2 separate regions of the Homo sapiens genome follow, and region 2 is linked to region 1. Evidence: chromatin loops called from intact Hi-C (ENCODE). Cell type or tissue: gastrocnemius medialis. All regions are shown on one strand. Each heading gives the region's core, and the rest is flanking DNA. Links, peaks and the distances in the headings are about the cores only. Region 1 overlaps ART3 (ADP-ribosyltransferase 3 (inactive)). Region 2 overlaps SDAD1-AS1 (SDAD1 antisense RNA 1).

Evidence for each region. Peaks named below come from ENCODE experiments on the same cell type or tissue, not always from the same donor. Only the 100,000 strongest peaks of a DNase experiment are listed, where the experiment ranks them.
Region 2: it touches region 1 in a loop (9-fold over the local background); 36 of 110 quality-filtered maps call a loop at or near these places.

What each region holds. Positions count from the first base shown.
Region 1 is chr4:76,085,829-76,088,751 of GRCh38, forward strand. The region is part of intron 3 of ART3 (ADP-ribosyltransferase 3 (inactive)); the gene reads left to right. Among named protein-coding and RNA genes, the nearest start is that of ART3, 13 kb to the left of the region's middle. In gastrocnemius medialis, for the core only: a CTCF peak has its summit at 1,546 (motif pointing left); a DNase peak (open chromatin) is centred at 1,503; H3K4me3 peaks cover 478 bases; H3K27ac peaks cover 2,500 bases.
Region 2 is chr4:75,994,770-75,997,692 of GRCh38, forward strand. SDAD1-AS1 (SDAD1 antisense RNA 1) reads left to right here. Exons shown (of 3, transcript NR_125906.1): 2 at 1,337-1,975. Among named protein-coding and RNA genes, the nearest start is that of SDAD1, 5.3 kb to the left of the region's middle. In gastrocnemius medialis, for the core only: a CTCF peak has its summit at 1,202 (motif pointing right); no DNase peak of the experiment used is centred there.

The DNA of each region.
Region 1 (2,923 bases), core at 294-2,793:
TGGGAGGCCGAGGCGGGCAGATCACCTGAGGTCAGGAGTTCGAGACCAGATTGGCCAACATGGTGAAATACCATCTCTACTAAAAATACAAAAATTAGCCAGGCGTGGTGCCACGTGCCTGTAATCACAGCTACTTAGGAGGCTGAGACAGGAGAATTGCTTGAACCCAGGAAGAGGAGGTTGCAGTGAGCTGAGACTGCACAACTGCACTCCAGCCTGGTCAACAAGAGTCCCCCCCCCCGCTCCCTCCCCGCAGAAAAACAGAACTACCATATGACCCAGTAATCCCTTTCTTGGGTATATACCCCAAAGAGTTGAAATCACCGCCTCATAAAGATATCTGCACTCTCATGTTCACTGCAGCATTATTCACGGTAACCAAGATATAGAAACAACCTAAATGTCCACCAGCAGACAAGGGGGTAAGGAAAATGAGGTATATATACAATAGGATATTATTCAGCCTTAAAAAAAGAGAGAGATTCTGCCATTTGCCACAACATGGATGGACCTGGAGGACATTAGGCTAAGTGAAATAAGCCAGACACAGAAAGCTATTGCATGATCTCAGTTATATGTGGAATATATATGAGATCAAAAACGAGAGAATGAAACAGTAGTTACCACAGGTGTGGGGAGAGGAACTGAAGAGATGTAGATCAAAGGATACCAAATAGCAGACAGGTAGGATGAACAGATTTGGAGATCTAATGTGTAACATGAGGACTAAAGTCAGTAAAATTGTATTTTACTTAAATAAGGATTTTAGCTCTCTTGCTACATATACAAAAATATGTGAGATGATAGCTATGTTAATTTGCTTCACTATAGTAACCATTTTACTATCCATATGTATTTCATGGTTTCATGTAAACCTTAAATATACACAATAAAATTCAGTTTTTAAAAAAGGAAAGGTGCTCATTCTCACCAACCATACATTGGACCTGACCCAAAACCAAGCCAGCTGGGGCCAGTTTAGACGAGCTCATGGGAACTGATCGTGGGTATGCATGTCTTCTTTCCTGCTCCCCCTATGTGACAGTAGCCTGAAATTGGCCATAGTTTAGAGTTATACCATGGAAATCAGAAAACACTGCAAACCAGGGTCTCCCTCCCTCCCTACACCAATCTTGTGAAACTTTATCAGCATAGCACAGCCAAAAACCCGGCTGCAGCTGGGCTGACAGAAATGGTACCGCTTTTGGTGTTTTTGATGCCTTTGGCCAGATGCCGTTTGTGGAACCGTTAGTTATATCAAAGCCCTGGCTGCAGTGGCTACAAGCTAAATGTAGCACAGGGGTCTGGTTGATGGGCTGAGGTGGGCAATGGAGCCCACAGACTCCATGTTTGTGAGTGGGATTATGAAAGAACCAAAGAGGTTCTATTGGATTGATTCTGAAAATGCCAGAGTTCAGACCCGCGTGGAGAAGTGCGGGTCATTGTGGAGGCGCACGTGTACCATGTGTTTAGGGAGCTATGACAGTCAGCCATTGTACTCGAGTGTGTTGATTTAACCCTGGGCTGGAGTCCTCTGCCGCCATCTAGAGATGGAAAGTCAGGATCAAAAACTCCCTGGAGTAACCTTTAAAGACAGGCAGTTTGAAACAGTGTGAAGAACAATGGCCAAGTGTTTTAAGAGCCCTAGCTAAGGAGAATGTAGTGAGAATCTTGTTCCATTGTGACTGGATATAACTGAGCCTTTGGATTAAAAAAAGACAATGTTTCTAAAAGGGGTAAAAAAAATTTTTACTGCGTTACGTTTAGTGTGCTAAACATAGTCCCACAATGTTTTAAACTTGCCTGTGATTTCCAAGATAAATATATATTGTGAGTTTTTCAAAAACTAGTTAGCTGAAAACTTTGTTCGTTAGGAAGCAGAGAGAATATCAACATCTCTTTAGATAATATAGTTCCTGGTGGTCATAGACATTAATCTTGGTATTAATCCAAGCTGATGTGAGTGAAAAGGAGTAACAGAAACCTTTCTCCTTCCTCAATAGAAAATTAGCCCAGGTTAACTAACTTTTATGCTATTTTTCTAGAAAATGCGATAAAGTTGAAATGTTAGCTGTATAATCAAGCTACATCCATTATCATTAAAAATTACTCCATTGGGGCTGGGTGCAGTGGTGTGTGCCTGTAGACCCAACTACTGGGGAGGCTGAGGCAAGAGGATCCCTTGACCCGAGGGATTCAGGTGCAGCCTGGGCAACATAATGAGACACCCATCTCTTAAAAAAATTACTCCATTGGAAAATTATACCTCAATTGGGAGGACGGTGAATGAATTATAAATACCTGGTGGGAAGCCATGGCTTTGGGGCTCCCTGCACCCTACAGGGCAAATATACTAGGTTTATAGGAAGAAAATTTATATGCAGAGAAATAGTAGAGCACATATCATCCCCTGAACTCTCTTTTTTTTTTTTTACTGAACAGAGTAGGCAGAGATTATCTGGCATTTTGGTCAATGTTTCCATAGAGAGAGGCGTGCCTGTATAATGCTCTACATAATTTATAGAGTAAGAGGGCCAGGGAATATTGTTCCCTGGCTGGAAAGTAGCCTTGATAGAAAGGAGGAGCCTGTAGACTCCAGTGGCTAGTAGTATTATTTTGTAGAGTTTACTGAGACCTGTTGAGCCAGCTCTCTGCTAAGCCATCAAAAGGGGGAAAGAAGGTGAGCCTACAGGACTATCCAGATTTATTTGTTATAAATCTACCCCAGCCCTTGTGTGCTTATTAAATGTTAAGTATCTCCATTGGTTCTGATTGGCACCTTTCTTTAGCATTTCCTGGGAGTAGCAAAGTTTCTGTACTGTTGTCTGGGATTGTCTAAGATTGAGACATCAATAAGATCCATGTCTCTAGGCCTAATAGGAAGTGACATATCCAACACCATAAGAAATTCGTACTTCTAAAC
Region 2 (2,923 bases), core at 110-2,609, 91 kb before region 1:
TTTGCAAATCAAGAAGAGTGCCTCATCAAATACTAAGATACTAGATCTGCTGGCACCTAGATTTTGGACTTGCCAGCCTCCAGAACTGTGAGGAATAAATGTTTGTTGTTGAAGTCATCGAGTCTGTGGTAATTTGTTATAGCAGCCCAAAACCTTATATGATCTGACCCCACACTATCTCACTGGGCTCCTCTCCCATCACTCTCCCCTTTGCTTACTCTGCGCCCCTTCAACCCTGCAATGATCCCCTAGCTGCCTTAAATGTGTCAAACTTCAGGCCTTCACACTTGCTGTTTCCTCTGATTCAAGTGCCACAAGCCTTGCTCTCTCATTGTCAAGTCTCTGCTCAAATGACAACTTATTAGAGATGTCTTCCCTGACCTCACAGCCCTCTGCTCACCCCACACTCCCTTCCCCTGCTTCATTTTCTCCAAAGCCCTTATCCGTCTCTGATATATCGTATACTTACTAGTTTAGTTGTTTATTGCCTGTCTTTATGCACTAGAATATGAGCTTAATGAAGACTGTTTTGTTCATTGTCTATCCTGTACACTTGGAGCAATGCATGCATATAATAGGTAATCAGTTAATATTTGTTGAATGAATGAATGAATGCATGGATAATCTCTAATGACTTCCAATTCTTCAACTGTGTGATTTATTAAAGCAGGAACTTAAAATATCTTGGACAAACGCAGATAAAATTTACCTGAAAATCAGTAAGTGACTAACGTGTGAATCCTTGTTATTACCTTTCTCATTAGAAACCAATGATATTGACTGTGTTCGGAAAAGCCAGTCATGTCTTCATCCTTTTCTGATTAAAATATATTGTTTTATTATTATTATTATTTGAGACAGGGTCTTGCTGTGTCACTCAGGCTGGAGTTCAGTGGCACAATCATGGCTTACTGTAACCTCAGCCTCCTGGGTTCAAACTATCCTCCTGCTTCAGTCTCCCAAGTGGCTGGGACTATAGGTGTGCACCACCATGCCTGGTTAATTTTTAAATTTTTTTGTAGAAATGAGGGACCGGGTGGGTGGGTCTGGCTATGTTGCCTGGGCTGGTCTCAAACTTCTGGGCTCAAGTGATCCTCCCGCCTCAGCCTCTCAAAATGTTGGGATTACAGGTGGGAGCTGCGATGTTTGGCCTATTGTTTAAAAAAACTGTTAGATTAGCCACTAGAGGGAGCTCATGCTTTTCTTGTTAACGGGAAAATTACATGATTTGACATGCCCACAAACTAAACAGAAATCTCATAAAGAATTATAGTCCTTAAAGCTAATTTAATTTTTTATTGCATTTTCTTTCTTCTTTCTTTCTTTCTTTTTTTAGACGGAGTCTCACTCTGTTGCCACGCTGGAATGCAGTGGCACGATCTCGGCTCACTGCAACCTCCGACTCTCTGGTTCAAGCGATTCTCCTGCCTCAGCCTCCTGAATAGCTAGGATTACAGGCATGCGCCACCACGCCCAGCTAATTTTTCTAGTTTTAGTAGAGACGGGGTTTCACCATGTTGGCCAGGATGGTCTCGATCTCCTGACCTCGTGATCCGTCCGCCTTGGCCTCCCCAAGTGCTGAGATTACAGGCGTGAGCCACCGCACCCGGCCTTTTATTGTACTTTCTTCCTCCTCTCTCTCTTTTACAGCTTTGTTATGAGTTTTCCCCACAAGCCCATGTATTTCTTTGCTCCTGTGGGCAGCGAAAACTTTTGGCCTTGCCTCTGGACAAATCTATCAGGGCTGATAGATTTTGTCATTGGTACAGGCCCTCGCTTCTCATCCACCTCCACTGCCTCTCTTTTTGCTGATCCAAGGTCCCCAACATTCTCCCTAGCTGGCAGAGATCATCCCTGTTTCCCCATTATTCAGAGAAATTTAGCTTAGTTTTGCTTTAACTTCCATACCATCAAAAGTCCTAGGCCCATCTCTCCCTAATCAAAGGCTCCATACAAAAGAGACATCTGCCCTGAGGTAAATTCTGAGGCTTTCAGTATTGCAGAAGTGATTGCTGGCATTTCTTTTTCTAAGCAACACATTTTTTCCCTCTCTGTTATATAGTTTATTTTGACATGTATCCTCTTACCTAATAGATTGTGATTTTTAGTTCTTCATTCCAGAGGAAATGCAGGTTGTCTACTCCAATGGTTAAAGAAAGCTGGTGGTAGATGGCTGTACCTACTTGGTCCTATACTCTACCAGAAGGCAGAGGCCAAGATTTAGTTTTCTGGAGATGGAGATACCAGCAAGTCCTTCCTTCTTTTTTTCTTTGAGCAAAACAAATTCTTTATTAAAACAGTTGACTTGAAACAGTATATTATATCTAAAGGAAGAGTTTTTTTTTAATCTGTATAGCAGACTTTTAAAGAAAGCAACTAGTTATGTATAACTTGACACCTTTCCCTCTAATCTTTTGTCAGTTTGCCCCAGTTCATAATCTTATTAATGGACTTAGATTAGACTGTTCCTTTGTGATTTATTCATCTCCTTAAAATGTAGGGTCCAAAGTTGAAAGTTCCCTCCTGAGAACTTTAAACCAATGTGGGTATCAAAATGCCTCAAGTGACTTCTTGGCTTGTGATGACTTGGGAGCTAATTCCACTCCCTATTAAGAAGTGTTGCCTGTTTTTCTTTCTCATTTAATTTCATCTCCTGTCTATATAGGCCAAAAACGAGACAGTACCTAAAGTATCTGTGATTGTAGTCTCTCTTTATCTTCCTTTCCAATAAGAAGGCAACTTTCCAGTTTCCCCGTAAGGATAAAACAACTACAGATAGCTTCCTCCCAGTTAACTGACCTAGAGATCGCTAGCATTTATTTATTTATTTATTTATTTAATTTATTTTGAGACAGAGTCTCACTCTGTTGCCCAGGCTGGAGAGCAGTGGCACGATCTCAGCTCACTGCAAACTCCGCCTCCT